Regions from separate parts of the Mus musculus genome. Here region 2 is linked to region 1. Evidence: chromatin loops called from intact Hi-C (ENCODE). Cell type or tissue: left cerebral cortex. All regions are shown on one strand. Links, peaks and the distances in the headings refer to the core of each region. The heading gives the core; the rest is flanking DNA.

The links. A loop is a pair of places that touch in the nucleus more often than their neighbours do. Peaks named below come from ENCODE experiments on the same cell type or tissue, not always from the same donor. Only the 100,000 strongest peaks of a DNase experiment are listed, where the experiment ranks them.
Region 2: it touches region 1 in a loop (7-fold over the local background); 11 of 42 quality-filtered maps call a loop at or near these places.

The regions. Positions count from the first base shown.
Region 1 is chr15:34,523,587-34,540,254 of GRCm38, reverse strand. Pop1 (processing of precursor 1, ribonuclease P/MRP family, (S. cerevisiae)) reads right to left here. Exons shown (of 16, transcript NM_026340.3): 14 at 13,938-14,092; 15 at 11,025-11,372; 16 at 9,602-10,392. The coding sequence ends at 9,750. It overlaps Gm22208 (a small nuclear RNA gene), which reads right to left and starts at 8,541; the gene lies at 8,432-8,541. In left cerebral cortex, for the core only: no CTCF peak of the experiment used is centred there; DNase peaks (open chromatin) are centred at 7,501 and 10,100.
Region 2 is chr15:35,347,843-35,364,510 of GRCm38, reverse strand. No RefSeq gene overlaps it. Among named protein-coding and RNA genes, the nearest start is that of Vps13b, 15 kb to the left of the region's middle. In left cerebral cortex, for the core only: a CTCF peak has its summit at 11,525; a DNase peak (open chromatin) is centred at 11,533.

The DNA of each region.
Region 1 (16,668 bases), core at 5,195-13,194:
TCCACTCTCTAGGACACAGCTTCTTCCATGTCCAGGTGGGACAAGAGAATCCAAATCACCTGCCCAGGCTGACATCTTGTCATCCCATAATCTATACCCTTCGAGTGCTCCCTAACTATCTGCAGTGAGGGTCCCAGGTGACCAGCAAAGAACCAGAACCCTGGAAAGGACTGGTGACAGATGGAAAGGCTGGCTGGGTTCTATCACATGAGCAGGAACTTAATCCCTGCTAGAATCCAGTAACAATGTCCACAAAGGCCTGGAAGCCAGGCCCGTGATTTATGGACAAGATTAGAAGACTACAGTGATTATTGGCCCAGAAGACCCACACTGGGTAGGGCATGAGCAGAGGCTACAGCTCCAGGGAGTGCAGGGTTCAGAAGGTGCCACACAGCACCTTACGTCCCTTCAGGGTACGAGGTGGCTGTGTGCTATTGTCTTGTTTTGGCGAATATTTTCAGCATGAGTGGGCCAATTGGCAGACGTAATCATAGGCATTTCACACACACACACCTAACAAGGGCAAGATGAATGATGTGGGTGGTGCTGGAGTCATAAATATCACCAGTATATCAAGGCAAAATGAAAGCAAAGAAAATAAATCTATCAGGATTCCGTGGCTCTCCAAAGCAACCCCAGGACAAAGGAAGCCAGATTCCCCCGACAGCCTGAGCACCGGACTCCTAAACTGTCTTCTCTGGCCGCCAAAGCTTGAGCAATTTCGACACAAGGCAGTGTGTGACTCTCGTGTGCTTTGGAGCACCTGCATGACTCTGATGTAGAAAGCCTGGTAAATCTCACAATGTGTGTGTGTGACTTAGGACAGCCTGAGTTCTGTTTCCTACTGGCTGGCTGGTCAGTGGCCTCTCTCCGTGTTGGCTTCCTCATCTAGAAAGGAAAATGGGAGTCTTGATGAGAGTGTGGTTGTATGACATGGATCACAAGCCTAGTGTTCCACTTTTGACAAACTAGTGCCTGAGTGAGGTCGCTGGAAGCCTGCAGATCTACTCCACGCCACGCTGGCAGGACTGATGTTTTGTTTCCCCACTGAGAATGAGAGAAGTGAAGAGTCCTGGGTGGCTCTGTAAAAGCCGCATGCTGGGTTTGGGGACTCTTGTTCAAGGTCGTGTTTGAGCTTGTTTCTATGGTCAATACAGTTTGGTAGACACCTCCACCTGACTTATAAAATTGTGCCTAAATTCTACCTGGGAACATAGAGAGGGCTCAGATCACAGCCACCTCCTCCCCAGCCTCTAGGTGGAGTGGAACAGAGTCAAAGAGTTGTCAGTAGAAAACAGAGTTGGCAGTAGAAAAGTAAAACTCTCCAGCGGCTGTGTAGCTCCTCATGTGGGAGAAAGGCGGGTAAATGAACTGACTAGTATATCAGGAACCAAGCTCTTCCCCAACATAAGAAGTAACTCCTACCTTCCCCCCTTTCAAAGACAGGGCCCACAGACAGACCTCAAGCAGTGGGCTCAGAGAAGCTTGGGAGATGAAGTCTGAAGCTGCCCAACCCTGAAGTGGCTTCTAAGGGAATCTTTGTTCTGGTTTGGAGTCTCCTGCTACTTCTTAACTTCTGGCCTGGCAGGATGCCCTGGAAGTCTCCTATCTCCCTTTCTCCCCCAGGTGATCTACAGCTCTGGCCAGCTGCTTCATCACCCACTAGGTCCACCCTCCACTTTGAAGACCTGCAACCTCAAGATAGCCAACCAAGGGCCCAGGACTGGAGCCTTGGTTGAGCATCCTTTCTTAGCATCCACATGGGCTTCTGGAGATATGGTACAGATGACTAACATGACAGGAGCATTTGGGAAGACCAGATACAGCAGACACTGACATTTTGCTCAAAAGCAACACCCGAGAGTCAAGATGCTGCAGCTCAACTCTGAGTACCCTAACATCTGGTCACCCCCAGTCCACCAAAACTTATTCAGCTGGCTCCCCAGTGTGGGAGCCATGGGAGCCACATGGCAGATGCCTGTAAGATGCTGGGGAAAGACCAGACTCTTCAACAGCCAGCACCTAGAAATCAAGGCCTACTGAGGGATGTGGGGAGAAAAGGCACACAGTAGTCTAGAACCTCAGCCTCTGCATGTAAAACAAACAAATAAACAAACAAACAAACATCTTGCCTTGGTTTCTAACATCCCAAGAGTGTCAAGGGCAAAAATATCAGAATCCCTGGAGTAGAGAATACTCAGAAGATGGTCTAGCCTGGTGATTCTGATGACACCCCACAAAATCACCCCCAGAGCTAATGAAACCACAAACTGCTGGCCACCCACAGGCCTGGCGCAGCTGGGCTCTCTGGAGGCTGATGCTCAGAAATGTGTGCCTTTGGCAAGTGCCCAGGAGCTCTGGTGATAGCAGGGTGGTGTGGTAGCAGTGTTTGGACACCTGGGACTCTGTGAACGGCCCTGGAACATTCCTGCCTGTGGGAATCACACTCAAGGATCTGGTCCAGATGCTTGGTTTCCTCTAGGTCTGGGAATGGCACCTGAGATTCTAAGTCCCCATTGCTGAGGCTGCTGATCCCAGGAACATAAGCCTATCGGAGTCTGTTCTCTAGCATCCCCCATCTCACTGAGAAACAGAAAAAAGCCCACAGGGAAGCAACTGAGCCAGAAGAGAAGAAAATGGGGTGGGTGGAAGCTGCAAGCAAGCTGGGCAAGAACTAGTGCCTCGCACAGCTAGTCCAAGGCCAGCAGGGTAACTCCAGCTTATCATTTTCTGACCAAGTGATGGTCCTGGGGCTACCTTCCTAATGACCATTGTGGCTATACAGTGGGAAGTAGTCACAGATGGCACAGACAGGTCCCTTGATCGGGAAATCTGCTGGACCCCTGACAGCTACAGCTCTGCGTCTGGCAAAACTGACATCAGAATGCACATGCCAGCTGCTAGGGCTTGTTCCAGAGTCCACCTCAAGAAGTCACACACACGCACATACCACACACACACACTCAGGCACACTCACATAGCTCTGCAAAAGATACAACAGAACAACAGAACATTGTCATCTTGACCTGGAGGGCTCTATCTCATATTTTCCTGGCCTACTTTTGGGCATCTTTTCCTGTTGTAATGTCTTGAGAACAGGTAAAACTTGTCCTTGGGGCTTCCTTCTGATCTCCCATAGAAGTTGGATGCTAGGGGCCAGAAAATGAACAGTCTCCAGGACAACCGCAGGCTTATAAGAACGGGGTCAATGAAGATTCCTCTGCTGAAGGAAAGCTAAAGACATAAGGCTAGTTTGTTTGCCTTAGAGAAAAGAAAGCAAAAGGTTAATAAGTGACTTCAATAAAAATAAGAGTGGAAAGGAAGAGAGGGCACTGTCACTGAAGCCTTCTGCTCTGTTCGACTGGCTGGATACTGTGAGCAGGCATTACACTTTATATAAGACAGTTTCCATTATTTCTTTTCTAGACATCTTCAAGATTCAGAGAGCCCATGGGCTAGCAAGATAGTCAGTAAGAGCATCTGTGCAGTGAGCCTGAAAGCCTGAGCTCAACCCCCACATCTCACAGAGAAGTGACTCCTGAAATTGTCTTCTGACATCAACACGTGAGCCACACATGCACGCACAAACACACAGAAACACATATACAAACTCACACATACACAAACACACACAAACACCCATATACAACCACACCCATACACACATAAAAATACACACATATAAACAAACACACACACACTTCATAGAACTAGACTAGGGAGATGGTCCAGTTCATAAGAGCACTTGCTCTGAAGCATAAGGACCTGACTTTAAAGCCCCACAGCCCATGGGCATAGCTGTGCAGACCTATAACCTCAGCACTTGAAAACAGAGGTAGCTGGATCCTGAGAGCTGATTGGTCAGCCAGGCTAACCCAAACAATGAGCTTCTGGTTCAGAGAGAGACCTTATCTCAAGGCAGTATGGTGGAGAGAGGTACAGGAAAGCACACAACATCTTTCTCTGGCCTCTACAATCTGATGCATGGATGCACACACCACAGTTACACACACACACACACACACACACACACACTCCACATAACAAAATTTCGTCAATTAGGATTCTGCCCAAATGGGTATACCCTCTAAAAGATGGAGTACTGATTAATCTAAGACCACATAAATACCCTTAGTAACAAGGATTTTGCACAACAGAATTGTATTTTAATAGGATCTTTCTAACCACAGCCTATGCTCATGGTCTTGGCACCACCTAGTGGCTTACTTGCTCATTACAACTTTTACCGGACCTCTGATCACTTAAAATTTCAATTCAACAAAAATATATTAGATAGAAGTGATGAGTTAAGAGCCAGGAAGGAAGCTATACTGAAACATTAATAAAAGACACGGTCTCACCTTCCTGAGGCTGATGTGTAAGAGTTATACAAGTACATAATGCAAACATGATTACACACTGCGAGGTAACCAGGAAATGAAATTGTCATGGGCTGGAGGAAGATGTACGTAGAAGAATGGCTTTAGTTTTGATTTTGTGTTTTGAAACAGTATCTCACTAAGTAGCTCAGGCCTATCTTGACCTCTTCATCCTCTGGCTTCAACCTCCAACGGGCTGGGGTTGTGGGCATGCACTACCATGGTCTATAAAAGCAACGTATTTTAAGTGAGTGGCAGGTAAGGCCACTAAAGTCAAGCCCATACAGATGAGACGGAGTTGGATGAGGATATTCTGTGAAAACAGAGCAGGTCTTTGCAAAGGCAAATGGATCAAGGTCTCAAGCGCCTATGGAAAGAGCACAAAGTCCAGCTTGTCCGGAACACCGTGAGCAGGCCTAGCAGGCTATGATGAGGCTGGACTGAAGCTAGGAGTGTGTCCTTAAATGAATGCACACATATGGGGAGATGGGGTGGCGTTGGGGTTGTCCCCAAGGACAGAATCCGGTTAACTTTATACTTTTTCAAAATGGATTGGGAGAGGTTGGAAATACTTTGAATTGAGTTTGGACACTCACTTGACCCCAGCTGGATTTCAGGGATTTCAATGACCTGTGTCGGTTTATGGCTGGCTGCCCTGCCCTTTCCCTTAACTGACAGGCACACCCCTAGGGGGTTGCAGTAGAACCTCTTTTTAAGAGTCAGAATAGTGGTTCTAAATTTGGGGCCTTTTAGGCACCACTAAGTCCAGTTAAATTGACATCTCAAGGAGTGGGTAGCATGCTTTACCAGCAAAACTGAGAACATCTGAGCTTGGGACATTCTTACCAGGAGAGGAAAATATCAAAACAAAGTACTTGGGTTGGGGGAGGGGACAGGGGGTTTTCGGAAGGGAAACCAGGAGAGGGGATAACGTTTGAAATGTAAATAAAGAAAATATCTAATAATAATAAAAAAAAGAAATAAAAAGAAAAAAAAAGCCAAAGTACTCTGGGATACTGGAATCACGGAATCACACAAGTACCAGCCAGGCTGGTTTTTGCTTTGATTGGTCCATTGGTTTTGTTTTTTAAAATGAGTTTGTCCCAGGTAGAATTCCCAGTCTGGACCACAATGTCTCATTAAGTTTCCACCTAGATGTCAACAGCTCAGAAGAGCTGATGTCATAGAGGGATACAGTTTCTTGGTGTAGACGAAGCTGGCTAAGCAGACAGGAGTTATGAGACATCTGAGACTCCATTACTCATTCACAGGTCTCTGAAGTCAGAGGGTCCAAAGAGGCAGGCCTCTCGGCCCCAGTGGAGTCACACATCATAAGGACCCAGAGAGCAGCTAGCAGATGCTCATACTTTGGCTCAGGCTTGGGCTCTCAGGTGATTCTCATACAGACAAGCCAGAGATGAAACAACATCCTATAGCATCCTATAGTTCTGGGGAGACCTGCCCAGAACTGTGTAACTAACTTGCTATTCTGACATCTGCAACTAACACAGTGTGTGTGTGTGTGTGTGTGTGTGTGTGTGTGTGTGTGTGTGTGTGTATGTGTTTGGGGGGGGGGAGTTACGCGCGAGAGCGCACAAGCGTAGGCAAGTACACACACATGGATGTGCAAGTGCATGTGTGCATAAGTGTATATGTTTGTGTGTGTAAGTGTGTAATGTGCATGGCTCAGTGTGTGTGTACAAGCATACTCTACTATGTGAGCATAGGTTCTCATTTTAACCAATTAAACCCTCCACTACTTTTTCTTAAAAGATGCCCACTCATTTATATCTTAATGCTTAAATGGATAGCTCGGGAAAGCTAGTGGTAGTTCTCATCTAGATGGTGGAAGTCGGGTGATTTAAATTATTTTGTTGTTAACCACATACAGCAGTACAAGAAATCAAAATACTCTGAAGGCTGAGACAGGATTATGAAGTCTGCCTGGGAAAAGAAATTTTCTGCTAGACACAGCAGTTCATGACTGAGGTAAGAAAATGCCTGCAAAGACAGTCTCAAACCACCAACAAATACTGGTGTCGGCTTCGCTCTCTGATTTTCCTGATGAAAACAGTCAACTGGCATTCAGTCTGTTTCTTTTCCTGTTGCTGCCGCCACCCTGACAAAAGCAACCCAAAGGAGAAAGGGTTTATCCTGGCTCACAGTTCAGGAATACACCCCACCCCATCATAGTGAGGAAGTCGGACAACTGGAGTGAAACATCTGATCAGACCCCATTCACAATCAGGAAAAAAGAACGCTGTGGCTCAGATCATGTTCTCCGTTTTATGCAGCTCAGGGTCCCATCCTGGGATATGGTGTTTTCCACGGCAGCAGGTCTTCCTGCTTCAATTAACCCCATAGGTGTATCTGGTGGCTTGCCTTAGACAATCCTTTACAGGTCTTCCTGCAGGCTTGTCTCTAACAGATCTTGAAATTTAACACTTCATATATTTTAAGACTATGACCCAGAAGCTGAGAATGGTGATGGAGCCTTCTAGTCCCAGGACCAGAACTCAGGAGGCAGAGGCAGTTGGACCCTCTGAATTCAAGGCCAGCCTGGTTCTAGAATAGCCAGGACTATGTAATGGCATACACTCGCCCCAAAAAATGCAAAACAAAACCACCCAAAATTAATTTTGTCTTATATGGCTGTAACTGGTCCAAGTGTTCAACTTACAATCTTTGGGACAGCACCTGACTTTGTGGGCCTTGACATCCTTGTCCCTCAATAAGAGGACAGAAAGCCATTGTCACTTACTCCATGTCTATTCCATTGATAGAGAGAACAGGAACCCTACCAGTCTTGGATTTGGATCTCTCTGACAGACCACCACTTTTTCAAAAAGATATGTCAAAAAAAAAGCGTATGTTTCCTGGACAATAGGTATGGAGGGCAGTGGCTGTGCAAGACAGACTCTTCTTCCCTGCAATCGCCACTATGCAAATATGCACGAGGAATCTGCAGTGGAACACAGTACAGCTCTTCCCAGATTCACCAGGTCAAGAGAACTGTTCCCAGGACAGTGCTCTAGGAATAGATTTGCGAATACTCTATCACATGGCTCTTTGACAGAGAAGAGTGAGCAGCAGGCAGAGCACTACAGACCGCAGCTGGGGAGCCAGCCACACAGTATACTCAGACTTGCCAGGGGAATTGCTAAGCAACAAAATGGCATTCCGCCTACAAAGCAAGTGTGTAAGAGTCCATACCTACTACTGACATCGGGTGATATTTTTCTGTTTACAGACTGCAACTTACCTTGTTTTTTTTTTTTTTTTTTTCAGCTCATCTGAGTTGGACACTGAAGGAGGCTGGCATGGCTCAAGCCTCAACCATAAAGCCTGTTGTCTTTTCCCAACCCATGTCAAAAATCTCCAAGGAGAAAGAGCCCTAGTGGCACTTACTGGACCACCCAAAGAGCTTGTTCCCACCCCATTTCAAGACCTCCAGTGAACCCTGACTGCACTGGTGTGGCCTGCTGTTTCATCACCCTGCTGAGAGTGCTGTCCTGTGTCCGGGACACACAAACCAGAGCATGTTTTTACTAACTGGTCCTACAAAATGTTTATCCAAAAAAGAATAAGATCAAAGAGAGAGAAAAATATTATGTATTCTTATCTACTTCCTGGAGATTCCCAATGTCCACTGCCACACTCAAATTCCAGAAATCCTTTAATTACAAAAGGAAAATTTTTTTAAAGATTTATTTACTATGTATACAACATTTTGCCTTCATGTATGCCTGCAGGCCAGAAGAGGCCATCTCTCATTACAGATGTTTGTGAGCCACCACGTGGTTGCTGGGAATTGAACTCAGGACCTCTGGAAGAACATATAGTGCTCTTAACTGCTGAGCCACCTTTCCAGTCCATCCTCTCCCAAAAAAAAAATGTTTTTGCTTAACCTAAATTATCTTAAATCAACCTGATCTTGGGTTTTGCTTTGTTATCATATTTAACAGAACATATTTTGAAAATGAACCATCAAGGCCTCCAGAAATTATCTGTAAAGACAATGTTTTTTTTTAACTAGATTTTTTTTTTAATTGAAATATTTTCTCTTGTTGCTTCATGAACCTCCATGTCATCCTTGCACAGGGGCTGTGCTAATCTTCTCTGTATCTGTATACAACTTTTATAAGTGCTCTAAAGCGAGCACTCTGGTTGCTTCTTAACTAGCTGGGCATTCCACTGTACCACTCTAGATGTCATATGACATCATATATGATATCATGAGGGTGGCAGCCATCCATATTGCAGCCCACAGGCTATGCAGTACCCAGGATCTCCTTAATAGTTCCAGAAAGTTCTCTAAAGATCAACCAGACAGTTTTGACAATCCAATAAAGAGTAGTATTTCCATGGCATTTTTTTGAAAGATTAAGAAACAACAAAGCCCTGTGTTCCATCCAATAGATGACAATGAGCATCCACTTATGTATTTGCCAGGCACTGGCATAGCCTCACCAGAGACAGCTATATCAGGGTCCTTTCAAGTACCCAAGGAGCTGAAGGGGTCTGCAGCCCTATAGGTGGAACAACAATATGAACTAACCAGTACCCCAGAGCTCGTGTCTCTAGCTACATATGTAGCAGAAGATGGCCTAGTCGGCCATCACTGGGAAGAGAGACCCCTTGGTCTTACAAACTTTATATGTCCCAGTACAGGGGAATGCCAGGGCCAGGAAGTGGGAGTGAGTGGGTAGGGGAGCAGGGTGGGGGGAGGGTATAGGGGACTTTCAGGATAGCATTTGAAATGTAAATGAAGAAAATATCTAATAAAAAATTGAAAAAAAAAAAAAAAAGAAACAACAAAGCAACACCAGGGAGTGCAGCACACTGTCACACACCCAGCCCACTTGACAATACACAGCCACATGTGATTTCTTTATGGCACACGATGTTAGCTCAGCAAGACATAACTGAGTGCAGCCACACACCTTGGGCCTCGGATGCAGGGCCAGGCACCTCCAGCATCTGCCTGTTTCTTTAGCTCTGATGTGAGGCTCGAACCCTGGCCTTCATACATGAAAGAGCTTGACCACTGAGCTATAACCCAGGATCCTACAGTCTCTTCCTTAGAAAAAATCGTTAACAGTTATTGTTGCACATCATGTGACTATAAAATTTCTAATACAAAGTGTTCAGCTAGCATGTTAAACAATTAAGCATATTCCCAGGACAGGAAAAGATGGAAAAGAGTCAGATTAAAAACAAATCATCATCCACATGATTACATAATTTTAATTCTTGTTTCCACGCAGTTCCACAATATATCTTAAATCAGATGGTGACAGAGACAGCCAGGACTTTCTGTGAGCTTTGACCAAAATAGTTATAATTTAAGACCAGGCTATAAACTTAAATTCACACCTCAATGGTAATTCTTGCAAACCGATACTGCAGTGAGGTTGGAGGCCGCAGCAGCACCAGGCCCCTCATGGCTGCTGACTGGCTGGACAACATTTCCAGCAAGCCGGTCATACTAACAAACCCTAAGGCTTCTCCACAGCCAGCAGCCATAGAAAAATCTCCCTGTGTGACAAAGCCTAGGAGGAGCCTGGAGCAGTGTGAGGTTAGTCCTGGAAGGGGGCCTGACCACAGCCCCTGCGTCAGAGCTTCCTGCCCAGCTATGGGCGGCCCTGCGGCCTGGCCCTCGGAGGCTCTGTGTTCCCCATCCTGCCTCTTCTCCTTTTTCTTCTTTTCTTTCTCCTTCAGAATCAGGCTTTTAAATGGGTCGCTGTGTCTGGATTCCCAGGGTCCATGGTAGCACTGATCCTGACTGAGCCGGTGCAGGTCCTCCTTAGATGGGACACAGATCATGGTGTGAGGCTCTGGGCTGCCCTTCCTGAGCAGGGACAAGCTGACCCACACCAGGGCTCTGGGGAAGTCATTCAGAATGGACAAGCAGACGTTACTAGTCAGTTCTTGCTGAGCTCTGCAGGGAGCCCTCCTGATCTCAGAACTGGGCCCACACCAGGACGAGAGCTGCTTCAGCAGTTTCCTACTCCTACATAAAGCAAGGGACAAAGTTAAAAACCATTTAAAGCATGACATATACTTAGTTCCAATAATCTTTTCATGTCTGTCATTTCAAAGATTATAGAATTGGGCCAGAGAAAATAAGGCATTCAGAAAAATAAGATAAAAATAAGTAGGGTTATAACTAAAGCAAGAAAAGCAATAGGAGGAGAGTTTGAGAAGAAACAGGGATATAAAAATCTTAAGATAAATAAGGTGGACAAAAAGACTACTCAATAGGAGAGTGCACTGTCGGGTCTGAGTGGGCAGTGCTCTCTGCACATGGTAGCAGAAGCAACTCCACCCTGCTATGAGGAATGGCTGCTGGTCCATCCCACATCCACACAATTCACAACTGGAGAGGCTGGCTCAGAACAGAGGCTTGTCACCAATCAGGGCCACCTGGCCAAGGACAGTATTTTCAACCACTTCATAAGTTAGTACCATGTCTCAAATCATGTATTAAACTGTTTCCCTAGGCCCTCTATGAAACATCAAAGGAATGGCTCCCCTTTTCAGAAAGTCATGAGTTAGCATATAGGAACAAGGTAATGTTCATACCCAGAGCCTGTTCAATATGGAAAACTATTCAAAATGTACCTGGCAGCTGCCTATACTTACCGAACAACACAGAGCTGGCTACCTGTGGTAGCCATATGAGCCTCACTGGCATTCCATTCCATGGCCACTTTGGTCCCCTCCTGCGCTTGACAGCCTGTAACTTCTGGCTTCCTGGGTTGGTTTTCAGCTATGCCTGCCTCATTAGATAGTTGGCAGATCTCTTTGGGGACACAAGGCACTCCAAGCCGTCTTGGGTCAGTCTCCTGAGCACCAGGCATTGAAGCTATAATAGCTGCCTCTTGGGCATGAACCCTGGACTCCCAGTCCCGAGTCAGCTGTTCCCAGGGACAACAGAAAGGAGCCAGTGTGCCAAGCTTAACATAGTTGGGCCTTTTAGCAGGAGGGCGTCTAACGAAAAAAAGAAATAAATTTTAAACTACTGGAGAATTAAAACAGCCATGATTATTATAACACATCTCCAAATAACACACCACACACACACACACACACACACACACACACACACACACACACACGCCTTCCCGCCTGCCTCTGCCTCCCTAGTGCTAGGTTTAAAGGTGCACCCCACCATAACCAGCACCTAGCCATGATCAGGGGAGCTTCATTTGGCAGTGGGTGACAATTCATGCAGTCTTATAACTTGCCAAAGTCTCGAGAATCGGTGCTTGGCCATAAACACGTGCATCACTCCCTCCAAGGCCCGGGAACAGTGGGGCAGAAAGACAGAACTGAAAGAACTCATGCAAGTCTCAGACACACAGAGGCTACCTACAAAGATCAAGCCAGTCGAAACTCCAGGGGGCGGGAGCCAGGTAGGTGAGGGTGGGGTAAGGATATGATATATGCTTTTAAGTCAGGCAGTGGTGGCACACACCTTTAACGCTAGCACTTGGGAGGCAGAGGCCAGCCAAGTGAGCTCCAGGACAGCCAGGTATACACAGAGAAACCATGTCTTGAAAAATCAAAGAGAACAAAAATCCCCACGTGGATATGGGAGGGGCTCCTGGCTCTGAGGAGCTACTGACTAGTAGCCCAAGGAGTCATTTTCTTCAGTGGTACAGCAATTGTTAAGTTGCCTATGCTCCAGTAAACAGCATATATCCACTGCCACGGCCATGGCCACACCCATACAAGCAACCTGTATTAAATCAATGAGTCAAAAATAAAAAGTCAGGGAAACAGGAGGAGCTGGGAAATGGAGGTCAGTAGGAATGGGCAGGGTGGTAAGAGAGGACTATGGGGCAGTAAATGTAATTACAGTACCCTCTATAGAAGCATGACATGATCAAATAAAGTAAAGAAGAAACTAACGTCGCTTTACTCTGTGCCTGTTGGAGCCACAGAGCCAATAGCAGGCTTGAAATAAATATGTGCTGGATGAATGAATGACTCAGACAAATATAGAGATGGGTTTAGGGAAAAGTTCCCCAAAGCACCGGCCAGGAGAGCAGAGGCACCCCACAAGGCCGCTGATGAGACATAGTGCACATTCACGTTGCAGCCTTACAGGGTCAAACTCCACCCTGCGCCACAGCTGGCAGCTGAGCCACATGGGCCAGATCTGCCTTTATATGACCCAGACGCTAAGAATGATTTTCATATTTCTAGTCATTGGAAAAGGAAAATGATCCTATTTTATGACTGAAAATTATATGAATTCCATAAGTGAGTGAGCCAGAAATAAGCCCTGGTTGGACTCTAGCATACTCTGTTTTTGTCACCTGGGACTGCTTCCTTGTCCCAGTGACAAAGCTGAGACCTTGTCACAGAGACAAAAGGGTCTACAGTCATAAGTGCACATCATTTGGCCCTCTACAAAAAAGTCTGCCAACATTTGCTGTACGATCATTACTTATTGATATAGGGAAACCGACACACTGGTTAAATGAAAAGGTCAGGTTTCAAAGTAGTATGGGTAACACCATTCTTGTATTTGGGAGGTTTTGTACCTACAGAGAATATACATGAAAGAGTCTAAATAGTGAATAGTAAACATTCTCAGCTACAGGACTTGGCCACACCGTACTGGTGGCGCACAGACACAGCACAGAATGGCTGGGAAGCTGATCCAGGACCAGGTCACAACTTAGTCACTAACACCTGTCTATCATTCAACAAATGGCTCGAGAGCCAGCCAACTCTACACCACTCAGACACACAGACACAGACACAAACACACAGACACAGACACACACACACAGACACAGACACATACACACACTCACACACGTGCACACCACCTCTGTCTGTGGTTGTGGGAACAGCAACTCCCAGCAAAGCCACTGCAACATTCAATTATCAAACAACAAATGTTAGAGAGGACCAGCATACACCACCCATGGCTAGATCTATAAGCACCACAAACAAGAGAGTTTCTGTGCTTCCAGGAACCTACAATTTAATGGGAACATGGGTTCCTATAGTTTACCTAGACTTCTCTATATAACAGAAATAAAGGCCCTCATTCACTTGTTTCCAATGAAAGATATATAAGAAAGGCTACAAGGATAATACTAGAATATTAAAAACAGTGCATATGTATCTCTGGATGGAAGAATTGTATCAGTTTAAAGTGTTTTGCCTACTTCCATGGTTTCGTTAACTTTAATAAATTAGTACTATTCCAAAACCAGGTTTTCTTAAAAAGTACAATTTCTGTAAGAATGGGGGTACAGGTAGGATAGTGATGAGATCCATAGCAAGTATCTGAAGTGTATGTCTGTAGTTCAGACATCCATCACTGAAGTTGGAAAATAACCTAGAAAAGGGCTGGACCAGATAGGCCTCTACAGGACAAAAAAGTATACCCTGGCTCCAAGCACTTCTTGGTAACAGAGAACGCAAGGAAAGGCTTTCCACTACCCACAGTTACTGCAGCCATCCCCAAGCCAGCGGGCGAGGAAAGCAGGAACCCCCGGCCCGAGAGCAGACTGAGAATCGTTCCTTCCTTACCGTCTGTACTTCTCTAGAAGATCCTTAGCTTGATCTTCAGCAAACAGAACTCCAGCACGGCAGTCTGGGAAATCGCCTGGGATGTTAGGAGACCGTCTGTATTGAGAATGCACTGTAGCCTCTTTTAGTCCACCAACTCGTGCACCTCGGTAGATCTAACAGAAAAGCCAAGGGGCCCTGTCAGTTTACTAACCTGAAGTGAAATTGCTTAACTGTCCATATAGGGGCATGAGAAACAAGCTTACAGCCCAGCACAAGGAAAATTGATAAATTCACACGTTAAGAGAATCCTACAACCAAACACCAAACAATAGTAAAACTGAATGGATGAAACTTCAGTCAACATGGGAAATAACTCAATATCCAATAAGCCAGTTGCAGACCCATACGCGATAGGCATATAGATTAAAAATGTGTACTTACAGAGATACAAGCATCTGATAAAGACCATGCACAGAGGGAACAAACACCAAATCCTAATTGTGGTACTTTAGGAGGAGAGCTAAGAGATGTGAGGGACATGGAACATTGCCAGCGAAGCTGTAAGCTTTGTTTCCTAATCGGAACACAGGCACAGGGCACATACTGAAATATGCCTAACTGTCTGGGGATGCAGCTCAGTGACAGAGTGCTTCGTAGACTGGCCAAGACCCTCAGCTCAATACTCAGTACTGAGGAAAAAGCAAACAAAAATTTTCCTAACAAAAAAAATTAAGAGGAACAATTAAAATAAAATCCCCTTCCTAAATGATTAACAGTTTGCACTAGGCAAAAATTACTAAAAATGTAATTATCTGCACAAACCTAGCAGTCTACAATGACATAGCTCTTACCATATCTAGCAGAGTAATACTTAAACTCAGAAGATGCTCACACACAGATTTTAATAAAAATTTTGGCTACAGTTAAAAAATGGGAACAGTATATGCTTATACTTAGCACTTAAAAATCACAACAGTATGCTCTATACTGCTGTAAAAGCTAAGCTAAACTTATTCAAGTCAAAAATGCAACATTATTGTTGCCTATTTTTAAAAAAAATAATAGGGCTAGAGAGATGACTCAGCAGTTAAGAGCACTGACTGGAGCCGGGCGTGGTGGCGCACGCCTTTAATCCCAGCACTCAGGAGGCAGAGGCAGGTGGATTTCTGAGTTTGAGGCCAGCCTGGTCTACAAAGTGAGTTCCAGGACAGCCAGGGCTATACAGAGAAACCTTGTCTCGAAAAACAAGAGCACTGACTGGAAGGGCGCAGATTCCTTCCGGTCGGCACCAGCGCTGCCGGGTCACCTTGGGCGCCAACTCTGAGGATGGTCTCATGTCCCCAGAGGACTCTCCAAGCCCAGGATCTTAGGATCATTAGTGAGTGGAACACAGCATTGGTTCCAAACCAATCGTGACAGGCCTGTGACAGCAGGAGCAAGGACACAGGAGCCTTGCCTGACCAGCAGCTCAGGTTCCTTCTGATCGGTGCTGGTATACCTTGTTTTCGAACACACCAGACAGCCCCACGGTCCCCAGAGGAGACACCACTTCCAGTCGCTGTAACAAGCCTACATCTTAGGATTTCAGGATACCAGGATACCAGGAGCTTGGTCATACCAGGATCTCAGGGTCTCAGAAGAAGCTTACTGCCAAGAACTCTGATACACCCAGAATCTCAGGTTCACTGGATCCTGGATTCAAAGGATCACAGAGAAAGCTGGACTCTGAGGAGTCCTGAATCAACCAGGATTATAGGAAGGACAGGTTCCAATCACACATATTGAGGGCAACAAGCACTTAAGATAATCAGATGGCGGGAGGCAAGCATAAGAACAGAAGCAACAGAAACCAAGGTTACTTGGCATCATCAGAACCAAACTCTCCCACCATAGTAAGTCCTGGATCTAGTCCTCCCACCATCACACCAGAAAAGCAAGACATGGATCTAAAGTCACTTCTCATGAAGATGATGGAGGACTTTAAGAAGGAAATAAATAACTCCCTTAAAGAAATACAGGAGAACACAGGTAAACAGCTAGAAGCCCCTAAAGAGGAAACACAAAAATCACTTAAAGAGTTATAGGAAAACAATACCAAACAGATGAAGGAATTGAATAAAACCTTCTAGGATCTAAAAATGGAAGTAGAAACAATAAAGAAATCACAAAGGGAGACAACTCTGGAGATAGAAATCCAAAGAAAGAAAATCAGGAACCATAGATGCAAGCATCAACAACAGAATACAAGAGATGGAAGAAAGAATCTCAGGTGCAGAAGATCCCATAGCAAACATGGACACAAGGATCAAAGAAAACGCAAAATGCAAAAAGATCCTAACTCAAAACATCCAGGAAATCCAGACACAATGAGAAGACCAAACCTAAGGATAATAGGTATAGATGAGAATAAAGATTTTCAACTTAAAGGGCCAGTAAATATCTTCAAAAAAATTATAGAAGAAAACTTCCTGAACCTAAAAAGAGAGATGCCCATGAACATACAAGGAGCCTACAGAACTCCAAATAGACTGGACCAGAAAAGAAATTCCTCCTGACACATAATAACCAGAACTGCAAATGCACTAAATAAAGATAGAATATTAAAAGCAGTAGGGGAAAAGGTCAAGTAACATATAAAAGCAGACTTATTAGAATTACACCAGACTTCTCATCAGAGACTATGAAAGCCAGAAGATCCTGGACAGATGTTATACAGACCCTAAGAGAACACAAATGCCAGCCCAAGCTA
Region 2 (16,668 bases), core at 3,570-11,569, 830 kb before region 1:
GAGGTGTATCAAGTTGACAACCAAGAATAGCCATCACAGCCAAAGAGGAGGGTATTCAACATAAACCCCTGGCTTCCATGTATACCTGCATACATGTGCACATACCCAGCTAAGCACATAAACATGCATAATACATGCACACACACCTACTTTGAATGTCCATTTAATCACAGTCAAAATTGCTAACAGCAAGAAAACAAATGACAGTAAATACTAGCAAAAATGTAGAGAAAGAAAAACCCTTATCCACTGTTGGTAGAAATATAATTGATGAAACCACCATAGACATCAATATGTAAAATACTAAAATCAGAACTATTGTACAACACAGTTGTATCTCTTGTAGGTATAGAGTTGAAGGAATATAAGCCAACATATCCAGGAAATAACACATCCCTTCATGTTTATTGCTGCGATACTCACAAAGGCTAAGAAAGGGAACTAAGCCAGATGTCTATTACATCAGAATTTTAAAAATGCATTTATACACAATAGAATTTTGGCATCTATAAGCAAAAATTGTATATGAATGGTAGGGTTTGGTACTGTCAATATTGTTATGGTGGCAATGCAATGCAAAGCAGTACAGAAGTATATTCACTGGGCATGGCAGCACAAGCTGTAATGCCAGCACCTGGGAGCCATTCTGGGAAATTCAGCCAGTCCCCAGCCATGCTGGGGTACATAACAAGACAGTTACCTCAGCTAGAGAGAGGAAAGAAGAAGTTTAACTCAGTGGGAGAGTGCTCCAGGCCCTGACTTTTATCCCCACTCTGTAGCACTGTAACATAGACACACAAGTCCTAAAGGTGCTTTTTTTGTTGTTTACAGAAACCAACAGTTATCCTATGAGATCTCCAGATAGCTGTGGGCCAGAGGGTTCATACTACCTGTTTCCATGGCTTACAGTATAGGGGAGGAGAGAAAGCTCTGAGTGAGTGAAGTCCTGTGTGAATATGTGCTGTTGACATGAATGCCACCTCTCAGACCCATGGGGACATGGCAAAGCCTCCTGCTACCTCACAGACTCACAGGGAAATGGCAAAGCCTTCTTTTGGTCCATATGTGGATGTTGATAATGTGTGCGGAAAGTGCCTACCATAGTTTTCTCTCTGTGGGATACTTCAGATCTGAAAACTGTGTCCCGGGCTGGTGAGATGGCTCAGTGGGTAAGAGCACCCGACTGCTCTTCCAAAGGTTCGGAGTTCAAATCCCAGCAACCACATGGTGGCTCACAACCATCTGTAACAAGATCTGACTCCCTCTTCTGGATTGTCTGAAGACAGCTACAGTGTACTTACATATAATAAATAAATGAATCTTTAAAAAAAAAAAAAAAAGAAAAGAAAACTGTGTCCCTACAGATACTGTTTCTACTGAAATTAGCTAAGCCCACATCCTTATTTAGCTGTATATAATAGCTCTGCCTTCTGTTTATCTGTACGTAATAACCCTATTGCTTTGTTCAGCTGTATACAATAACCCAGACTCTCTGTTCTCCAGTATATAATAAACATGAGGAACTCCAGGGAGCTGCAGTTTCTCCACCAGAGAGCCCAATCCACCTGAACCCACTGTCTCTAGCCAGAGCGAGTCCCTGGAGCTCTGCAGGATTCCACAAAGTGACACCCAAACAGGGACAGGAACACAGACACTGACTTCTGTGAGATGAGGGAACCTCTGAGAGAAGGGAAGTAATAAGACTAAAGAACAGTACCGAAGGAAAGGGGAGTACAATCCTGAGCATAAGAGAGAAACCCAATAGATGGATAGTTCTGTGGCGTCGCCTTGGAGAGGTTTGGAGAATGTGGGAAGTGCAGTGAAGGCATTGCCGTGTGTCGGTTCTTGGGCTGTGTTCCAGAGGCCTGTTCTTGCTTTGCAGGAAAAGGACAATGAATTCAACCACTTTGAGGAAGAGGGGGTACCAAGGGGTAGATACACGATCAAGTCCCCTATCCCACCCAGTGTGTTCCCATTTTTGCCTTCATTTTAACTATTCTATGGTTCTATTTGGCAAAAAAACAAAAAACAAAAACAAAACAAAACAAAACAAAAACCAACAACAACCAAAAAAACAAAAAAAAAAAACAAAAAAACAAGCAGCTCTGGGCAGTGACTGGCAGTCTTGGGGGGAATGGGACACTAGGCAATGTCCGCTTGGCATGTGCCATCAAACCTGATTTATAAATGCCTTGTCCAGCACAGCTCCAGAACAAACCTGTCTGAGGCAGGAAGGAATAACAGAGAACTGATTCCCCTGAAAACCAATGGAGTCATTAGTATAAAGACGTATTAGAGGACGTGACATGCTGCTGAATGAAAAAGCATGAGCCCAATAGGCTTCTCTCTGACCAGGCACTTAAAACCTTTTTTAAAGTTAATTTTATTATCATTATTATTATTATTGGTTTTTCGAGACAGGATTTCTCTGTATAGCCCTGGCTGTCCTCACTTTGTAGACCAGGCTGGTCTTGAACTCAGAAATTCACCTGTCTCTGCCTCCCAAGTGCTGGGATTAAAGGCATGCACCACCACCGCCTGGCCACTTAAAACATTAAAGCATTGCAAACAAACAAACAAATAAAGAATAAACTCTTTGGCTCGCAGCCTCTTCCCTCCACAGGCACATTTGGCTGCTTTCTCTGTTTATACTAAGGACTTCCTAGGTTTTCAGGGCCATTTCAATAACCACACAGAATTCCAGTGGGAACCAACTTTCCTGTCTGTCATCTCTTCACTTCCTCCCTGCCCCAGACACATCCGTCTCTGAAGCTGTTCAGGGCATTATTATAACCCAGCACAGCTTCAGAGGTGCACATGCCCTGCTTAGGAGTCTAATGCAAGAGGATTGCAAGTCAAGACCTCAAAAGATTAAAAAGTTATTATAGACCGTCAATAATCAAAACGATGATATTCCCACAATTATGGACTGACATGCAAAGTACAGAGTAAATTTGAGAGTGAAGACATCTATGGCCAATTGATCATAGACATGCAGGCCAATTGGAAAATAATTGTTACTAATAATTGAAAACAAATGTTACTAAGAATACTGGATATCTACTTGCAAAAGAATTGACTTATACTCAAGATATTAAAAGCAAAAATTAGTTCAAAATTAATCAAAGACTTAAATTTATGAAGTAGCCTATAAGAGCTTAGAATCAACAGAAGCCCATCTGCAAAGTAAACTGATAAGAACGTAGTAACTGTACCACAGAATCTGCTTATTTATACTGTCTTTTGTTGATATATTTTTTTACATAGAAGAACAAGATTCCATATATTTTGAAAACCTTTAACATAGTGTTTTCTTAATCTCCTGATGTTAGAATTTTTTAGGATATCTTATTAAGTGTTTACTAAATCGTGCTGATTTTGCTAAAACAAAACCTTTTTTAAGTTTAGCACCCATGAAAAGTATGTAATACATTAATATTATAAAATATATGTGGCAAAAGCCCTAAACTTGGGGACCCCATTGTTTTGTTCTGCTCAACAGTGAGGCTGCCAAGCTGCTTTCTGGGTGTTTGCCTTTATACCCATGGATTGTGCTGTGTCTGGCTTTGGTTAGGAATGCTGCTTTCTTCACTGGGTAGTGTTTAAAGCAGAGACTCCTAACCAGCCAAAGTGTGGGCTCTGGATGAATTGTCTGTATCGACCACCCTAACATGTAGCTCAGAGAACATCTATGAGAAGTGCAAAATGAAGGCTGGGAGAGAGGGAGAGGAATGCAGTGGAGGGGGGAGCTGTGAAAAGCTGGATGTGACATAGCTGTTGCACACATCAACTCACAAGAGTTGTGGTTCCCTGCACAAGATCCAAGCAAGATCTGGTCAGTTAAAGTTCTAGCATGGTTAGGGGTGGGGCCCTTGTGTCCTCATCCTTGCCAGAGACTATTGGCAGTTGATGGCTGTCTAGGGAGGGAAAGTCACTCTCCTTTGGGGGTGTAGCAGGACAACACCCAGGTGCGTATGGACACCATGAATTGGACTTGGGGTTATTTAAAAAAAAAAAAAAGTCACAGTACAATAAAAAAAAAAATCAGGGTAATTTTCTTCCACAGTTGATTTCCTTCCATATGTAAGATTTTCTTCCATAGTTATTATGTACTTATAGGCTTACCACAAATATTAGAATTTTTACAGGAAAAACTGTTCACCTGATGCCAGATTAGATTTGTTAAATTGTCCTACAGTAATAAGTAAGTTCTAGAAGTTACAGCAGCTATTTCTTATAAATCTGACCTGATGCCCACTGGTATATATTATATTAATATGTCTAATTTATTCTTCACTCTAAGAGAAATATCATCTTAAACAACCCTGAAGCTTCCTTAGATCTGAACAGTCAAGCTCATACCAACACTATAGTGTGCAGGATACAATGTTTACCGGGTGATGTGTGTGTGTGTGTGTGTGTGTGTGTGTGTGTGTGTGTTATGTGAAACTTGAGCACAAAATGCCTTAGTTGTATTTGAAATAGCCATATCCAATAAAATGAAATGACAAAGTAACCAAGGTTAACTATGTGTACACAATTATCTCATCATTGCTAGAGTTGGCTTCTTTTAATTCAAAAAAGTTGCTTTTAATATTATTCTTTAAAACATTAGGCCAGATGAACTAATTTCAGATGGCTTATTTACCTGCTCGTGGGTTTATATACCACCTGTTTTCGCTTTCTTGTACAGATGCAAAGTCAACCTCTGGGGCAAAATTCCACCTTTCTCTTTCTGCCACACAAGTGACACATAATATTACATTACCCAATAAATTTCAGTGTTTCCGCAAATGTGTAAGGTACAAAAAATGTATTCATTTGTGTGAGATATAAAAATGTACACTCACACTTCTGAAATCAACAGCCAGCCATTTCACACTTGGGCCAAAGGCAAACAAACATAATTCTCACTGGCAGCTGGACAACATTCCAAGCTGCCACCACATTAATTAACTCAATGAGACTCCACTTTAGCTCACACAGCTTGCTGCCAAGACACCTAGCAATAAATTGTTAGGTTGCATGCTGAACAAGGTAGGGGTACCATATGGTACCTGGTTACATAGAGTGGGATACTCCTGTTGAACACTAGTAGCAGACTTTTCCACTTGCTTTTTATTATGTCTTATGATTTGAGAAAAATTAGTGCATGTGCTTGTTAAAAATGATTTTGCCTGTCTCGTTGTAAAGAGTTAAGACAGTAACAACATAACAAAATAGCTTTGTCCACAAGCTCCTTCCTAAATTTCCCCAAAGAAGAAGGTCATTTAGCAAGTGCTGGGAGCCCATTAAGAATAAATTATTGGTATTAAGTCGGTAAGGAGAATAAAGAAACAATGAACGCAAATAAATTCCTGTTTCATTGGGGTCTCTGGAGACTTAGAAATGAATACAGACTGCTTATACTTGAAAATCTTCTAGCCTGGGAACCAAGATTTGAGTCTGAGCCTGACTTCTGCCTTTCACTGCCTATACCACTTTGACCAAATCATTTGATTTCTCTTATTAGTCATCAGGGTCATATGAAGGAATCTAACAAGATGTACTCATAGTTCCCAAATGTGAATTTCACATCATGCACCCCAATTCCACTCATCTCCCTGCCCCTCCATATCTGCCCTTGTAATCTCCCCCACAAAGGAAAACAAACAACAAACAAAAAAATCTGACCATAAAAGCTGTACTGTGTTAGTGTGCCCCACAGTGTACACTTTTGCCCAAACAACTTTACTTGCAAATGTTCATTGCAGTGAGTCATTGGTCTGGTTCAAGGCCTCTGACTTCTGCTACAGTGTCAATACTGGATCAAAATTAGGGCTCCTCTTGGATATCCTGTTGCCCTGTGTCATGGAGATTCTGCAGCTATGGTCCCCTTCATGTGTTTCAGCAGCTCATAGATGGGGTAGATGTTGGAATGTGTCAACTCAAAACCCTGGATCTGGGCCTGGATAGTAGGTGAGTTGGTCAGCCTGACAGCTCTCCCATGTTCACACTATTAGGGCCAGCTCAACCATTCCTATGCCACCAGCTCTACTGTGCTGCCCAGGAGAGCTGTAGGGCCCATTCTCCTGAATGCTTTCACTGGTGAGGGACAGGACCAGCTCTGCACAGTGTCCAGACACCAACATAGCCCCAGGTAGCAGCCCAGATCAGAGATATCTGCATGGCATTTGATGCTAACAGACCCCTCTCTACTGTAGGGCCATGGACTCAGTCAGATATGGCCCTTGGTGGCAGCACAGCCAGGACCTCACCATGGTCTCAGGTGGAATCGCCAGCTACTCACATCAGGTGTTTCCTCACTACCCTAAAGTCTCCAGTTCCAACTCTCTTCACTGTGCACATTCTGTTTCTCCTTCTCTTTCATCTTTCCACCACTTACTTGGTCATTTTAGTGATGCCCAGAGCTTCTGGGTATCTTCCAAGTGGCTCTAGGAGAGGGTCGTATTGGGTGTGCTCTGCCAGCCCACCTGGTGCCAAGTGGCTACCTCCCAAATCTTAATGTGAGTATCTATTTAAGGAACTTAAAATGCAGATTCTTCTATTCCCTCTTAGAGTCTTAAATTGATTTAGCTTTGAGGTGAAGCCAATAGTGTATTTGTAATAAGTAAGAAACTCTTTGGCAGACATGACTGCACTTGGAGAAGTTTCAGATTGCATAAGAACTAAGAAACCCTTACCTCTGACTATCATTCTACTCACTACACCATTACTTTCATAACTTGTGTCATATTTGAACATAACTGGGAGATAGTTTTGACTCAAGCCATAGTCTGCATGCAAAAAAAGAAGTCATACTGTGCTGAGAGAATTTTCACTCTGAGGAGCTAAACACTATCACGTTCTGTGATTCTACTAAAGTTCACCCTAGGGACCAATAAGTTTGTTAGACCCACAGAAGCACTGTGAAGAAATTTACAGAAAGGAGTGGCCTGAAGTCAATCACACGGGAAGGTCTGCCTCCAGTACGGATGCTGGCGTCCCCATGCCTGTGCAAATCAAGCCCCTTCCCTTAGTTTTTCTCGGCATGTATGTTATAACCCTGTCCCTGAAATCTCAACTCCTCATGCAGTTAAGCAGAACTACATAGAACTGGTTGGAAGAAGTGGCTAGATGCTCTGTGGAGTGCCCAGGAATTTTCCCATCCTTCTGTATTAATCGTCTCCCAGCCCAGCTGTGATGGTCTTTTGCAGCTGAACTGAATATGATAGTGGTTTGGTTTGAAAGACAGTGCTATACAGCAGTGTGACTCTACAAGTTCATGCATTTGTCAAATGGGAGGCATAAAGTGATGATGGCTTTCCCAAAAGATACTGCATGAATGTATATGAAGACTTTAAATTCAGATTAAAAACAAATAAACAAAACCTATTATCATACGGTACAGGAATTTTAATCCAGCAATGTGGCTATTCTTTCAAGGGATCACATCTGAACACCTTCTGGGTCTGTGTGATCCAGCTGGAATTCCGACAGGCCACACACCTTTAATTGTTCTTTCTGGAATACCGACATGCTTTTACTACAGACCTTTAATCCCAAACAATGAAGTTAAAGCTAGTTTGTACAAGGAAGCAGCCATGTTTGAAAGTGGTGTCTAATTGAGGGGCAGACAAAGTGATGGATCAGAGAAAGATTTGACAGAATGAGTCAGAGATAGGAAATGCCCAACTCTCATGAGTACAGGAAGCTGTGGCTACCTAAGAGCAGTGCAGAGAGAGGGCAGTTAAATCAACTGACTGCAGTGGAGTCGAGTTCCTGTGAGTTCCTACAGTTCAGTGCAGGTCAGCAGAGGATGCTGAGGCAGAGAATGAGAAGACACAAATTGCCAGGGTTAGTTTGAAACCAAGCAGGGTGCCAAGAGGCTTTTGTTTGGCAGAGTCTTGAATTGGGAAAGGAAATCTTTAGTTGCTCCACATAAAGTGCTATGCAGTACAAATTCTGTTCTATCATCTCACACACCTAACTTTTTGAAGCCTCAAAAACAGAATTCATGTTTTCACTCCTTAAAGCTATGAAATCCTTGATCCACTTAGACTTGAGCTTATTACAAGGAGATAGAAATGGATCAATTCACATTCTTCTACCTGATATCCACCAGTTGAGCCAGCACCATTTGTTGAAAATGCTGTCTTTTTTCCACTGGATGGTTTTTGCTCCCTTGTCAAAGATCAAGTGACCATAGGTGTGTGGGTTCATTTCTGGGCCTTCAATTTTTTCAAGTGCTTTTCTGCCCTTTGGTATATTCCTCAGTTGAGAATTCTTTGCTTAGCTCTGTACCCCATTTTTTAATAGGGTTATTTGAATTTCTGGAGTTCAGCTTCTTGAGCTCTTTGTATATATTGGATATTAGTCCCCCATCTGATTTAGGATTGGTAAAAATTCTTTCCCAATCTGTTGGTGGCCTTTTTGTCTTATTATCTTTTGCCCTACAGAAGCTTTGCAATTTTATGAGGTCCCCATTTGTCGATTCTCGATCTTACAGCACCCATTTGTCGATTCTCGATCTTACAGCAAGGGCCATCACTGCTCTGTTTAGGAATTTTTCCCCTGTGCCCATATTTTCGAGGGTTTTCCCCACTTTCTCCTCTATAAATTTCAGTGTCTCTGGTTTTATGTGGAGTTCTATGATCCACTTAGACTTGAGCTTTGTACAAGGAGATAAGAAGGGATCAATTCACATTCTTCTATATGATAACTGCCAGTTGTGCCAGCACCATTTGTTGAAAATGCCTGTCTTTTTTCCACTGGATGGTTTTAGCTCCCTTGTCAAAGATCAAATGACCATAGGTGTGTTGGTTCATTTCTGGGTCTTCAATTTTATTCCATTGATCTACCTGTCTGTCGCTGTACCAGTACCATGCAGTTTTTATCACAACTGCTCTGTAGTACACCTTGAGGTCAAGCATGGTTATTCCACCAGAGGATCTTTTATTGTTGAGAATAGTTTTTGCTGTCCTAGGATTTTTGTTATTCCAGATTGTAGTGGCTATTCCTGGTTGTCAACTTGACAATATTTGGAATGAACTACACTCCGGAATTGGAAGGCTCACCAGTGACCCTTATCTGGAGGCTTGGAGATCCTTATCTGGATCTTGGTTTGAAGATCTTGAGCCACAGTGGCTATGGATTCCAGAAGATTGAATCTCCGAGTTTAAGGAACACACCTTTAATGGCTAAGATCAAAAATTTAGGTGACAGGAGATGCTGGTGAGGATGAGGACAAAGAGGAACACTCCTCCATTGCTGGTGGGATTTTAAGCTTGTACAACTACTCTGAAAAATCAGGCTGGCAGTTCCTCAGTGAATTAGACATAGTACTACAGAAAGACCCAGCAATACCTCTCCTGTGCATATACCCAGAATGTGTTCCAACTTGTAATAAGGACACATGCTCCACTATGTTCATAGCAGCCTTATTTATAATAGCCAGAAGCTGGAAGGAACCCAGATGTCCCTCAACAGAGGAATGGATACAGAATGTGGTACATTTACACAATGGAGTATTACTCAGCTATTAAAAACAATGAATTTATGAAATTCATAGGCAAGTGGATGGATCTGGAGGATATCATCCTGAGTGAGGTAACCCAATCACAAAAGAACACACATGATATGCACTCACTGGTAGTGGATATTAACCCAGAAACTTAGAGTACCCAAGATACAATTTGCAAAACACATGAAACTCAAGAAAAGGAAGCCCAAAATGTGGAACAAAATAGCCATGGAAGGAGTTACAGAGACAAAGTTTGGAGCTGAGATGGAAGAAAGGGCCATCCAGAGACTGCCCTACCCGGGGATCCATCCCATATACAACCACCAAACCCAGACACTATTCCATACGCCAGCAAGATTTTGCTGACAAGACCCTGATATCTCTTGTTGAGGCTATGCCAGTGTCTGGCAAATACAGAAGTGGATGCTCACAGTCATCTATTGGATGGAACACAGAGCCCCTAAAGAAGGAGCTAGAGAAAATACCCAAGGAGCTAAAGGGGTCTGCAATCCTTTAGGAGTATTAACAATATGAACTAACCAGTACCCCCCCCCCAGAACTGTGTCTCTAGTTGCATATGTAGTAGAGGATGGCCTAGTAGACCATCAATGAGAGGAGAGGCCCTTGGTCTCGCAAAGAACATATGCCCCAGTACAGGGGAATGCCAGGGCCACGAAGCAGGAGTGGGTGGGTTGAAGAGCAGGGCAGGGGAAGGGTATAGGGGACTTCCAGGATAGTATTTGAAATGTAAATGAAGAAAATACCTAATTAAAACAAAAGCTATGAAATAGCCTTTATCCTTCATCCCTGGAAGATGTAGGAGAGCAACACAACAGCTGCAGTACTGGCCAGCCTGCTCCGGAGAAGGCTGAGCCTCCTCGATAGAATCAGTTCCTAACTTTACCTGTGGGGCAAGTGGACTGTGCCACCAGACAGAAGACCTGTAAGGTGGAAACAGGTTCAAAACCCCTGAAAAATCTCATAATTAAGAATAGCATGTGTTGGAACCAGACCCTGGCCAGACTTACCTGTTCTGGAACACATGACCATGACACAGCACTGAAGTGACCATGACAATCAGTCACATAGCATAAAAACCTGGAGTTCTCCATGCTAATGAGGTGTCTAGAGAGGCCTGAGTGTTCAGCCAATGAGCTCCCTTCCTGGGCATCTTTTCCTGCAAAGGGTATTTACTTCCTGCTTCTTCCTGAGTAAGACATATGCGTTCACATCTGCCGTGAGTTTGGACAAACAAGGATCATCTCCTTTATCAGTGACTGGGGGGAGGGGAGGCTTCGTAGTAAAAAATCCTCCCTAAATCGCTCAGAGAAGGCCTTCTCTCTTTCAACCCTTCTGTACTCTCGGCCATCACTGGGAAACAAACTGGACTCTGCCCAGTCCAAGCGCCTGCCATCACCTTCTTGACTGGTGCATACAGGATGCTAAGATTCTCAGACCACCGTTCTCAACTCCTCTGGGTCCCCAGTAGCGTCTGGGTACACAGGAGATTGAGAACCACAGCATCCTTCCCAGACCCTGCTGTTTCTCACCCGGGGAAACACAGGCTGGGGACTCCCTGTCTTGGACCCCCATCCTTAAGTGGTCTGCCTGCAGCACATGTGTATCCCAGCAGCAAGGCATACACCACAGACTAACATTTACCTATCACCTTAAAGTTCTAAGTATAAGTGCGTAAGTGTAAAGCTCAGAGTGTACGTGAGCTTGGCTAGGGGCTGCCGTTAAATTCGTGTTCTCCTCAGATGCTGAGATTAGGCTTTCAGGAGATGCTCACCAAAGGATCGTTAATTATATCCTGGAACCAATAATAAATTTTAATTTTACGACTCTTGCCCTCAAGTTTTCAGAAGCCTAGGTAGAAGTCACCAGGATGATCATTAAAAAAAGGGAGAGAGAAAGAAAGAAGAAAAGGATTCGAGTATTTTGAAACAAAACAAGTCCCCCAACCTGCTTTTCTAGCATCCCAGGTCTCTGCTGAGTGTCACAGCCTGTGCAGGCCTTCTCACCCCCTGCAGGTGGTGCTGGTACACAGGTTGTCTGGCTACATCTTTAAAGACAGTTATCTCAGCTACTAAAGCTGTTCTCAGTATTTGGTTTAAAGCTGTTGTAATGATCTAAATTACTCCTTCTCTTCACCCCAGTTATTGAGTCACAAAGAAAAACAAATACAGAAAAGGATGAGTCAGCTGGAGGTATCAGAGAGATTATCTGACATCTGATGCTAAATCTACCAGACCCAGCAATGACAAGATGCAGCTGTAGAGGAAAGATATGTTCTCTGTGTGTGTGCGTGTGTGTGTGCGTGTGTGTGCACGCAAACTGTCCTGTAATAGCTCCTGCCCACTTTCCCAAACCTGCAGAATTAGCTGGGCCAGATGGCACAGAACCATTAATCCTAGCATTCAGGAAACAGAGGCAGAGGCAGGCAGATCTCTAGGAGTTTGAGGTTTGAGGTTAGCCTGGTCTACATAATAAGTTCCTGTCTCACCCACACCCCACACCCAAAACAAAACAAAACAAAAAACCTGACGGATTAACCCCAGAGCTGTGTCTCTCACTCTCTCTGTGCTCAGGTGTCACTGGGTATTGGTAGTTGGGACTTCATTTAGAGATCTTTCGCCCCACCCACCAATGGCCCACCTCATCCACCTGCCATCATTAGTAGCTCTGTCCTCCATGGCCTTCCAGATGAATTCACTCAATGCAAATGTATTATAGTGGAATCTCCCACTCAGCTGAGAGCTCTGATAAGCAGGTTTGCCTTTCTCATCCTCTGTCACTAGTGCTTCTCCTGCACCCTGGAACATGTAAACACACATAAATTGAATGAATAAAGCAATCCATAAGAAAATTGCTAGCCAGGCGTGGTGGCGCACGCCTTTAATCCCAGCACTTGGGAGGCAGAGGCAAGTAGATTTCTGAGTTTGAGGGCAGCCTGGTCTACAGAGTGAGTTACAGGACAGCCAGGGCTACACAGAAAAACCCTGTCTCGAAAAACCAGGAAAAAGAAAAAAGAAAATTGCTAAAACTCTATAATTTTATAATAGCCTGGGACTAACGATTAATTTTAATTTTTTGTTCCTGCCACAAAGCTTTCAAAGTGGTCCAAGCAGATGTCAGTGAAGATGGCCACAAGTAAGATGCTGATGATGCTAAACTGACAAAGCAGTCCTGCAGCTAGAAACATCTCTTCCACAGCGAACCATGGAAATCTTTTCCAGCTACAAGTACTTGCTCCCCTCCCCCAACTCCTATGCCACTTTTGAATTCTGTGTGGCATCCTTAACTTTTATCAAGACGATGTTTCTGGCACTAAGATCCCGTTTGTCTTCTCATGCCATCCTCTTGCGACTGTACAAAGTTGTTGCTCAGATGCTGTGTATCTTGTGATAGCATAATAATACAAATAGGAAAGCCTAGCTATCTTTTATTTAAAACATTAAAAATGCAAGATGTAAAACTGGTAAGAGAGCCTTGACGGCAAAGGTGCTTGCTGCCAAGTCTAACAACCTAAGTTTATGTGCAGTCCCCAGGAGCCACAAGGTGAAGGAGGTAAGAGCTAACTTCCGCAAGTTGTCCTCTGACCTTCATGTGTATTCAGTTGTACATGTGTACATGTCTGCTCATGTATACACACACACACACACACACACACACACACTTCAATTAATAATAAATGAAGGGAAAGTAAAGCAAAATGTAAAGCCATACATACCATTTTTCCAACTAAATATTTTCATTTGGGAGGATACAATTATATTTCATTAGAATATATTTTTATGTTATTGTCCATTTTTGTTGTTGTTGTCCCTGCTGGAGATTGGATCCAGTACTTTGAGCATGCTAAGAATGTACCTTACCATAGAGCTACATCCTTAGCCCCATTGTTAATGTGTACTTTATTTTATTTTGTTGAGTTTTTTTTTTTACAGTAGAAATGATAGGGAAATTTTTAATTTTGATAAATTTATATATTAGTATGAGGTATATATAAAACACTTATTAGAAGATATACTGCACCTACTTGCAACAGTCTATTAGCACAAACATAAAATTTATCAAATTTAAAGCAAAGAAATGCTTTTCCGGGTACAATTTTCCAGAAAGAACAATTATTTGAGATAAGTATGTGTGATATAATTGTGTACTTTATTTTAAAGGAATGACTTCTTTAAATCTTCATTGGTTTTTGTATCTAATAAGGTAAGTACAGGGGAGTGGAGAGATGGTCCTGAGTTCAATTCCCAGTAACCACATGGTGGCTCACAACCATCTGTAACGGGATCCGATGCTCTCTTCTGGTGTGTCTGAAGGTAGCTACAGTGTTCTCATATAAATAAAATAAATAAATCTTTTTAAAAACAATAAAAAAAAGAATACATTTTTTAAAAAAGGAAAGTATAAATGGACAGAGGCCACATGAATATAAGCTCTTTTGTCACCTCAATTATAGAAAAGTATTATAAAGTGGTCTAGAGACCAGAGGGAGCCAGTGTTTATCTAAATCTTCTGCATCTTTTGAAGTCCAAGTCAGCACCTTGCTCTCTGATAAGCTGCGGCCACTGCAGCCAGAGTGGCCCTCCATCTTCCAATGTGTTTCTTGATTTGTTTTTATAAATGTTTGTGTTTTTACATTTTGTATTTTATAACTGCTCTTCCCATAAATATTTTTGAAATGAGCTTCTGTACTCGTTAATTTCCTGCCTTAAAGGCTGAAGCTTACACTTTGCTCACACTCACTCATGCACACTCTTACTTGTGCTCACTCATGCACTTACACTTTGCTCACACTCACTCATGCACACTCTTACTTGTGCACACACACTTACACTTTGCTCACACTCACTCATGCACACTCTTACTTGTGCACACACACACTTTGCTCACACTCATACACAGTCTTACTTGTGCACACAGACTTACACTTGCTCATACTCACTCATGCACAGTCTTACTTGTGCACATACTCGATCATGCACATACTTTATCTTTCTCTCCTACCAGGTAAAGAAAACCAGGTAGCAACATGCTCTCAAGTACCACCATTCTGCATTCTGATACCTACCCTTTAGTGTTTGGTTTCTCTTCTACAGACTGAGGCACTAACAATCACCTTTTGGGGACTGAAGAGATGGCTCAGGGGTTAAGAGTACACACCACTCTTACAAAGGGTCTGAATTTGGGTTTCCAGGACCCATATCAGACAGGTTGCAAGCGCCTGTAACTCAAGCTCCAAGGAACCCACCACATCTTCTGGCCTCATTGGGCACTTGTACTCATGTGTGCATGGGTACACACACACACACACACACACACACACACACACACACACCCCTAATTTAAAATAAAAATAAACTTTTTTTTTTTAACTATCTCCTTTCTTTTAAAAGGCCCATGCCAGAAGTCCCAGCACTCGGGAGGTTGAGGCAGGAATGTCAGAAACTCAAGGCCAGCCTGGGCTACATAAGTAAGTTTGAGGTCAGAAACTCAAGGCCAGCCTGGGCTACATAAGTGAGTTTGAGGCCAGCCAGCTACACAACCCTGTCTCAGAAAGAAAAACGAAACACATCGAGAATCTCTGGTTTTGAATTTCCCCAGCTGGACTAAAAAGACCTTGAGAAAACAGGTTGTCTTTTTCTCATGAAAAATGTTGGCTCTTGAGTCTCCCAGCAGTGCCAAGAATGTCTCCAGACAGTTTTATTTGACCTTTTCACTTGAAAATCTAAATTGGACCTGCATGCTCATCACCAAAAATGTAATCTGACTGGAAGAAAAAGTTCATCAAATCTCAAACTGATCATGCTTGAGTCTGTTTCTGTTTACCCTGAAATGATGCATTCCTAATGTTTTTAATGACTAACTTAGTCTCAGACTGGTGGAGGCACTTCTCTGGGTGGTGAGAACTCAGCTTTCATTGGCTCCCATATGTAAAAGTTCTTAATCTTTAGCATGTACTACAAAGTGAACTCACCTTTGCACATGGAGGTTTTTTTTGTTTGTTTGTTTGTTTTTGCTTTTTCCAAGAATTTACGTGTCACAGAGAAAACTTTCAATAAACTTAATTGAGGGCAGTGATCTATGAAATTGAATTTTAAAAACCAGGTGAAGTAAAGAACAGATTGCCAAAGATCACTTTATTTCCAATGTAGCATAGCCACCAAGTGGCTTAGCCCAAACTGTACTTCTGATTGGCCATGGGTACCCAGGCTTTCTTCCCACTCAACCTCTCCACCAGCAGCAATGCCTTCTGGACTACTTGTCTTTTAACTTTCCTAATCTCCATCTTCCCAGGGCTTGAAGTGATTGAGGATCATAGTTTAAAATGTCTACACACATTCTAGACAGCTCAGACTTCCTAAATCTCGTCAGTGATGCTGACCTTATTTGCTCTTGAGACACCTCCTGTAGTGATTCCTCCACCCTTAACTTCAACAAACAAATGGCAATGTAGTAAACTTATCCAGTCGTATCTTTACAATGGTGAAGTCCTTAGACAGTGACTAATATGAAACAATTTTGGCTCTCAATTTTCTAAAAATGTTACATCTTAGAGATTTTCCTAAAAAAAAAAAAAAAAAAAAAAAAAAACTAAAAGAATTGTCTGGAGGGAATGGTTCATTTAGTAATATTCTTGCCACACAAGCACGCAGACCAAAGCTTGGATCCCCATCATCCATGTGAAAAGCCAAGTGGTATTTATAATCCCCGCTCTGGGGAGGTGGAGATGTGCAGATCCTTGGAAATCCTGCCAGACAGTCAAACCAATCAGTAAGCAAGAGACGCTGACTCAAAACATAAGGTGAGAAACAGTGGAAGAGGACGTTCAGGATTGACCTCTGACCTTCACACACACACATGAGCACACACACATGTACTCATGCAAGTACACATACACTCTACACATGCATATACACACAAGTAATGAATAAAATAAATAATAAATAAAAGAATCTTACAATAGCTTTCCATTAATCTATACCTAAATATCTTTTTTCCATAGAAATTTCTTTTTTATTAGATATTTTCTTATTTCCATTTCAAATTTTATCCCCTTTCCTCATTTCCCGTCCTAAAACCCCCTATTCCCTACCCTTACCCCCGCTCACCAACCCACCCACTCCTGTTTCCCTGTCCTGGCATTCCCCTAC